Regions from separate parts of the Homo sapiens genome. Here region 1 is linked to region 2. The links are chromatin loops, found by intact Hi-C in ENCODE. Cell type or tissue: A673. All regions are shown on one strand.

Region 1 (4,000 bases), 210 kb before region 2:
ATATTATTTTCGAATACATAATTTGTAGAATTTTCTTAGCACTTGCTCTAGTACTACAATATACATATGTAACTGATTATAATCCAACTTATGAATATTTTACCACTTTGATTGAAGTGTTGAAACTTTACATCCATATAGATCCTTTTACCCTCCCACTTATACATATGCGTGTGTGTGTATACACATATAACTATTTTAAGTATTGTCTCTTCCTATAGACATCAGATAATACTATAATTTTTGCTTCAACCAACTACGATTTTTAAAAACTCATGAGAAGGGTAATCTGCTATAGTTATCACTATTTTTGTCCATTCTGCTGTTCTTCCTTCCTTTCTAAAGTTCTGAGCCTTTTCCTGTAATCATTTGGACTTTGGAGAACTTCCTTTAATCATTCTCTAAAAATAATTCTGCTGACGGCAAAGTCTTGTAGTCTTCCTTCATCTAAAAGCTTTTTATTTCTTCTTCATACCCCGTAGATAGTTTTGCTGCATATAAGATTCTCGGCTGGGCACAGTGGCTCACGCCTGTAATCCCAGCACTTTGGGGTGCTGAGGCGGGCAGATCACAAGGTCAGGAGTTCCAGACCAGCCTGGCCAACATGGTGAAACCCTGTCTCTAATAAAAGTACAAAAATTAGCCGGGCATGGTGGCGGGCGCCTGTAGTCCCAGCTACTTGGGAGGCTGAGGCAGGAGAATCACTGGGAGGTGGAGGTTGCAGTGAGCCAAAAGCACACCACTGCATTCCAGCCTGGAGGACAGAGCGAGACTGTCTCAAAAAAAAAAAAAAAAAGATTCTCAGCAGATAGTTATTTTCTTTCAGCACTTGAAGAGTATTGCTCCAGGCTTTCTTCTCCATGGTTTTTGATAAGAAATTTTTTGTCATTTGATCAGTGTTCCCTATAGACAATTTATAATTCCTCTCTAGCTGCTTCCAAGATAGTTTCATTGTTTGCCTTTGTTTTCATAAGTTAGTTATACTGTGTTTTGGCATGGAATCCGTCAGATTTATTCTGTTTAGCTTCTTGCATCTGTAGGTTTATGTCTTTTGCCAAATTTGGGAAGGTTTGGTCATTATTCTTCAAATATTTTTCAGCCCCACTTTCTTTTCTCCTTCTGTTAATCTGATAATACAAATGTTAGCTATTTTATAATTGTCCTGCAGGTTCTCTGAGCCCTTGTTAGTCATTTTCTGTTTCTCTTTTTTAAAGTTGATTGTCTCTCTGTTTTTTGGATTGGGTAATTTTTATTGTTCTATCTTCAAGTTCACTTCTTATTTCCTTTGTCATAGTTGCTCTGCTCTTGAGCCTTTCCAGTGAGTTTTTATTTTAGTTATTGTATTTTTCAGTTTTATCATTTTCATTTGATTCTTTAAGAACATACTTTCCATTTCTTTGGTGAGATTTTCTTTTCTTTCCCATCTTTGCAAGGAATTTCTACTTGCTTGGTGAAACATTTTTATGATGGCTACTTTAGATCTTTGTCAGATAATTCTAAAATCTTTCATCTCAGTGTTAGATTGTTGATTGGCTTTTCTCATTCAAGTTGTGATTTTTCTGGTTGTTCATATTATGTATGATTTTTAAATTATATCCTGGACATTTCTGGTATTATGAGAGGAGACCCTGGATCCTATTTAACTCTTCCATTTTAGCAGTCACTGTTTTTAGGTTAGCATGCAGGTCCTGGCCTACTTTTGTGTGCTATGATTCCAATGACAATTTAGTTTTCAGAGCCCTTGCATTATTATTCCGGTCTATTTCATTTGCCTGGTGCTGGTTGAGCTCATACCCAATTCCTGTTAGTACCACCAATGGAGGTTAAAAGCATTTTCTTGGGGCCTGCTTGGTGCTGCTACGTTAGGAGTAGGAGACACTGGCACAAAAGGGTGGAGAGTACTTCCCTGGGCTGCGTGGTGCCAGCAGGGCTCTTCCTTCATCTCTGCCATCCACTAGGGTGGGGAAAGCACCTACCTGGGTGCTTTCTGCCGCTGGATAGGGGGCTGGGGAGATGCTGGATCTAGACCACGTCCTGTCGTTGGGTGGGAAATTGAGAGATGCTGGGCCACTGAGATGTTTCTCGAGTTCTAAGGCCCTTGTCAGTTTTCCTTCTTTTTATCTTTCAGAGTCCTCTTAAGAATGTCTGTTATGTTATTCCAGGGTTTTTAGCAGAGAGGAGCCAGGAAAAATAAATCTATGTCATCTTGACAGAGATGTTACCATCATCCTGGCTTGTTGTAGTCTCCTAAGATAGAAATCAAGTGAGATTACCAGACACAGTATTAAAGAGAAAAAAAAAAAAAAGTTTGTTTCCGTTTGTGCAGAAGGGAGGTCAGCACCGTGAAAGGAAAAGGGTAGGCTGCTCCCCACAGGGAGCAAGTCGATCTGTCTTGTAGGGGTCCAGATGCCATGATGTGCCTGTCATCATGTGTTAACAAGGGATTTCTTGGCGCCTGCACAATGGTTCAACATGGTTTTTCATACATTGCATGTAATATTGGCATTTTAAATCTCTACCTCTGAGCATGATTTTTAGCATTGAAATAAGGAAATTATCACTGTAAGTTGAAACCTAAGCTGTTCCTGTGGCTTCCTGGGGAAGTCCCTAAGCCCCTAAAGCAGGAACTTGTGGTTAATAGCTTCTTGGGCCTCTGATGCTGACTGGCTGGAGGTTAGGTATAGAACAGGAATTAAAAGAAATAAAGAATGTGTAAGCAAAACTTAGTTGTATGTAAGAAAACCCAATTCCCCCTGAGGAAGAGAAAGAGCTGGAGTCCTTTAAAATTAACTGCCTGTTTTTCTATGGCTAGTGAGCCTTATCTCTCCCTTTCCCAGGCATTGTGAAGACTCTGTTTCTCTAGCTGTGCAGCTGTAAGATCACTAGACAGATAATCTCAAGTCGTAAAACATGCTGTTCCTTGAAAAAAAAATGATATAATGCATGTCTCAATTGAATGACTGTCTTTGTTTCTCACTTCTGTGATATGCTTCCCCCTGCACAGATCTCCCCCAGCCCCACGAAATGCTTAAAAGGTAGCTTGACTCTTTGTTCAGGGCTCAGTCCTTTGGATGTTAATCTGACTGGGTCGGTGCACCTGAATAATTAAATAATTCCTCCTCAACCCCACGGTCTCTCTGATTCCTTAATTATCCTGCTGCAGACAAGCTACAGCTTGAGTAAGGGGCTTTTGTTCTTTTTCACTAAACCACCTCAAAATAGGAAGCCAGCCAGCTGTCTCACTCCCAGCCAAGAGATTTCATTCTCCTTATTCTTTTTTTTTTTTTTTTTTTTTTTAGACCAGGAGAAATAACTTTATTTGAATAGGACCCGAGACAGCATATTGGGCTAAGGAGGAGAGGTAAGGTTCCAAAACCGCAGTCAAAGCTCATCAACCAAATGGACTCTACTTCCCAGCAACCTTGCAGTTAGTGCAACCAACAAAAGGCCTGCTGGGGAATGTATTTGCCACTAAATCCCCCAAGTATGCCAACATTACAAAAAAGATAGAGGTTTTTCATCATAATTGAATTTCCACAAACCTCCCCAATCACAAGTATTATAAGTGGAAGTAAAAAATCACATTTTACAGATCTCAAACTTGTCTTCAACATTTAGTTCATCATCTTCAAAAAATAGCTCCCCTGCCTAATTCATTAGCTATATGATCTCTCCAAGCAGCAACAAGATGGCCAGGCCATGGCAATCCTCTTCCTATTTCCCCTAGCCACTCAGGGCTCAACAGCAGGGTGAGGCTCAGGTGGAGGTAGGGGGTGGGGAGCACAAGGGCTACATTCCCCCAGTACAACGTGGCATCTGAAGCTTGATGGGAGAGCAGAACTGGTGGGACTTGAGGGAAGGGTCCAGGGCCTGTATTCAGTCAGAATCACTGCTGGAAGAGGAGGAGGAAGAGGAGGAATGCTTGTCATGCTTGTGGTACTTGTGGTGCTTTTGGTGCTTGTGCATCTTTTTATGAGCTTTCTTCATTTTCTTCTGCATC
Region 2 (4,000 bases):
TAGCCAACATGACAAAACCCCATCTCCACTAAAAATATAAAAATTAGCCAGACGTAATGGTGAGCACCTGCAATCCCAGCTACTCAGGAGGTTGAGGCAGGAGAATTGCTTGAACCCAGGAGGCGGAGGTTGCAAAGAGCTGAGATCACACCACTGCACTTCGTCTCAAAAAACAAACAAACAAACAAACCCGCATCCCTCTAATGTTTGCTTCCATTGTCACATCGACATCCCTCTGACCAACTTCTCCTGTGTCCCTCTTGTAAGGATCTTTGTGATTCTATTCAGGACCCACCCAGGTAACCCAGGATCATTTCCCCAACTGAACAAACTTAATCACATCTGAGAGTCCATTTTGCCATATAAGGGAACGTTCACAGGTTCTAGGGATTAGGATGTATAAACCTTCTTAATTATTATTAATACTTAGCCAAGCCTTGTGGGGCAAGAGAAACTTTTTCTTTTCTTTTGTTTTTTGGTTTTGTTTTGTTGTTGTTGTTGTTGTTGTTTGTTGTTGTTGTTGTTTGAGATGAAGTCTCCCCCTGTCACCCAGGCTGGAGCTCAGTGGCACAATCTCAGCTCACTGCAACCTCCACCTCTGGGTTCAAGGGATTCTCATGCCTCAGACTCCCAAGTAGCTGGAATTATAGGAACCTGCCACCACACCCAGCTAATTTTTGTTTTTTAGTAGAGATGGGGTTTTACCATGTTGACTAGGCTGGTCTCAAACTCCTGACCTCAAGTCTGCCTCGGTCTCCCAAAATGCTGGGATTACAGGCATGAGCCACTGTGCCCAGCCATGTTTTTTTTGAGACTGAGTCTCACTCTGCTGCCCAGGGTGGAGTGCAGTGGTGCAATTTCAGCTCACTGCAAACTCCTCCTCCCGGATTCAAGCAATTCTCGTGCCTCAGCCTCCCAAGTAGCTGGGACTACAGGCACCCACCACCATGCCTGACTAATTTTTGTATTTTTAGTACAGATGGGGTTTTACCATGTTGGCCAGGCTGGTCTCGAAATCCTGACCTCAGGTGATCCGCCTGCCTCGGCCTCCCAAAGTGCTGGGCTTACAGGTGTGAGTCACCGTGCCCAAACTTTTTTGTTGTGTTTTGTTTTTGAGACAGGGTTTCCCTCTGTTGCCCAGGCTGGAGTGCAGTGGTGCGGTCACAGTTCACAGCAGCCTCAAACTCCCAAGCTCAAGTGATCCTCCCACTTCAGCCTCCCAAGTAGCTGAGACCATAGATGCGTGCCACCACACATGACTTATTTATTTATTTAGTAGAGACAGGATCTCACTATGTTGCCCAGGCTGCTCTTGAACTCCTGGACTCAAGTGATTCTCCCACCTCGACCTCCCAACTGCTGGCATTACAGGCATGAGACACTGCACCCAGCCAGGACATGGAAACTTTGGAGGCCACATTATTCAGCCTACCACAGTCTCAAAGTGTGGTCTGATTCCATTCTGTTGGCTGTTTTATTTCTTCAGGTCTCAGACCTTACGTGGACCTATGGGTGCTACTTAGGACGTAGGTCCAGCCAGAAGTCAGAGAAGGCTACTGGAACTGCCAGTTCAGGACCCTTGAGCTCCCCTGTTACATGCCTTTGTGCAAATTAGGAAAAGGCTGTCCTCCCTTCCTCTGGGTAGACACAGCTCCACACCAGGATGTGTGGCTGGTGAAAGGGCACAGGTTGCATTTCAGCCTCCACATGCCTCCTGGGTCAAACAAATTTGTGCAGTGCACAACCTATACAACCCCAGTTTAAGGCACAGGGCCCCCACCTCACCCTGATTTAAAAAAAAAAATTAGGGAAGCATGCCCAGTCTTATTCTTGTCTTTCTCGGTATAATTTAGATCTGCACAAACTTTCTATCATGACTCACACTTCCTGAAACCCTGGAGCCTCCCAGATGTGAAATCACTGAGAGCTGGCTCTTCAGAAACAGTGACTCCTTTAACAGGCGGGCTTGGAGGACGTCTCTTGTGGGTCTAGGTCTTATAAAACTGACTCCTGCAGGGCTGCCTGGGACTGGTGGGAAACCCTTGGTGACTAGGGTCAGGGCTTCGCAGAGCCCCAGCGCAGGGTGAGATTGGAAGAATTACACTTCCGCCCAGGCGCAGAGCCCTGGCACAGGGTAGGATTGGAAGAATTACACCTCCGCCCTTCGGCCAACGACCAACACCTTCGGAGTCTGCAGAGGTTTGGAGGAGTCCGAGGAGACTTCAAGGCAGAGCTGGCAAGGTCTGGGAGGGAGCGTGGGCTTGCTGCGTTCTCCCCGCGCCCCGATTCCTACCCTCCCGAAGGAGTAGCTGCTCTCTTGTGGGAAACCCATCCTTCAGCCCTTCCACGCATAGGGAGTGGGGTGGGAGGGAGAGCACAGCGCCCTGCTCTTTGTGAAGGCTGCCCCCACAGGGACGCTGGCAGGATCCACCCCATAAACAGTACAGTCTGGGATCAACGACACAGCTCTGTGGATCCTGGGATATCCCCCGTCATCTTTCATTCTCATTTTTCTTGGACATACTAAATTCGTCTCAATCGGAATGAAATTAACAATGATTTTTATTTTCCACTTGGGTGTTTTTTGTTTTTGTTTGGTGCGTAGTTTCCAAATGTTCAACAACTACCATGAATTACTTTTATAATCATAAGTCAATAATATTGTTATAAGGATGTTTCAGGGCTCTGAAATCCCAGCCGGTAACCCCAGCACTTTGGGAAGCCGAGGCAGAAGTCTGAGGGGCTTGAGACCAGGAGTTTGAGACCAGCCTGGGCAACATAGTGAGATCCCCTTCTCTACAAAAAAAAAAAAAATTGAAAATTAAAAAAATAGCCAGGTGTAGTGGCACGCTCCTGTAGTCCTAGGTACTCAGGAGGTGGTGGAGGTACAGGGTGCAGTGGCTCACACCTGTAATTCCAGCACTTTGGGAGGCCAAGGCAGGTTAATCATTTGAGGTCAGGAGTTCAAGACCAGCCTGGCCAACATGGTGAAACCCTGTCTCTACTAAAAATACAAAAAATTAGCCGGGCATGGTGGCAGGTGCCTGTAATCCCATCTAGTCAGGGGGCTAAAGCAGAATTGCTTGAACCTGGGAGGTGGAGGTTGCAGTGAGCCGAGATCACGTCACCACACTCTAGCCTGGACAACAGAGCAAGACTCTGTCTCAAAAAAAACAAAACTTGGCCGGGCGTGGTAGCACGCAGCTGTATCCCAGCTACTCGGGAAGCTGAGGCAGGAGAATCGCTTGAACCCAGGAGGTGGAGGTTGTAGTGAGCCGAGATCATGCCACTGCAGTCCAGCCTGGGCAACAGAGTAAAACAGTCTCAAACTAAAAGAGAAAAAAGAAAATTTTCAGAAAATAAAAACAATCCCTAATAGTAATCACATCCCGATAATACTGTGTGCCAAGATCTGACCCAGAACTGTCTGTGCACTTTTGTTGTTGTTGTTGTTGTTTGTTTTTATTTTTTCATACAGGGTCTCACTCTGTCATCCAGGCTACAGTGCAGTGGCGCAATTATGGCTCACTGCAGCCTCGACCTCCTGGGCTTAAGTGATCCTCCCACCTCAGCCTCCCAAATAGCTGGGACTACAGGGGCGCATCACCGCACCCAGCTAATTGTTGTAATTTTTGTAGAGACAGGGTCTCACCATGTTGCCCAGGCTGGTTTCCAACTCCTGGATTCAAGCAATCCACCTACTTTAGTCTCCCAAAGTATCAGAATTATAGGCGTGAGCCACCGTGAGTAGTTCTTTTTGTCAGAATGGCATTTTTCAGGATATGCTTAATTGGTTAGAAACTAAAATGTGGTACACCCACACAATGGGATATTAGTCAGCCACAAAAAGGAATGAAGTACTGATCCATACTACAACATGACTGAGCCACAAAGACATGCCAAGCAGAAGAAGAGGCAAAAGACCACACAATATATCATTCCATTTATATGAAATATCTGGAATAGGCCAATATACAGAGATGGAAACTACATTCGTGGT

Evidence for each region. A loop is a pair of places that touch in the nucleus more often than their neighbours do. Peaks named below come from ENCODE experiments on the same cell type or tissue, not always from the same donor. Only the 100,000 strongest peaks of a DNase experiment are listed, where the experiment ranks them.
Region 1: a loop joins it to region 2, with 4 times the contacts of the local background. A loop is called at or near these places in 1 of 110 quality-filtered maps.

The regions. Positions count from the first base shown.
Region 1 is chr19:39,939,359-39,943,358 of GRCh38, forward strand. It overlaps the pseudogene PRR13P5. Among named protein-coding and RNA genes, the nearest start is that of FCGBP, 6.7 kb to the left of the region's middle. RefSeq lists enhancers at 2,311-2,390, 2,491-2,580. In A673, no CTCF peak of the experiment used is centred here; DNase peaks (open chromatin) are centred at 2,493 and 3,213; H3K4me3 peaks cover 1,246 bases; H3K27ac peaks cover 3,653 bases.
Region 2 is chr19:40,145,892-40,149,891 of GRCh38, forward strand. No RefSeq gene overlaps it. Among named protein-coding and RNA genes, the nearest start is that of MAP3K10, 44 kb to the right of the region's middle. RefSeq lists an enhancer at 1,811-2,105. In A673, a CTCF peak has its summit at 2,369; DNase peaks (open chromatin) are centred at 1,920 and 2,350; H3K4me3 peaks cover 1,522 bases; H3K27ac peaks cover 2,949 bases.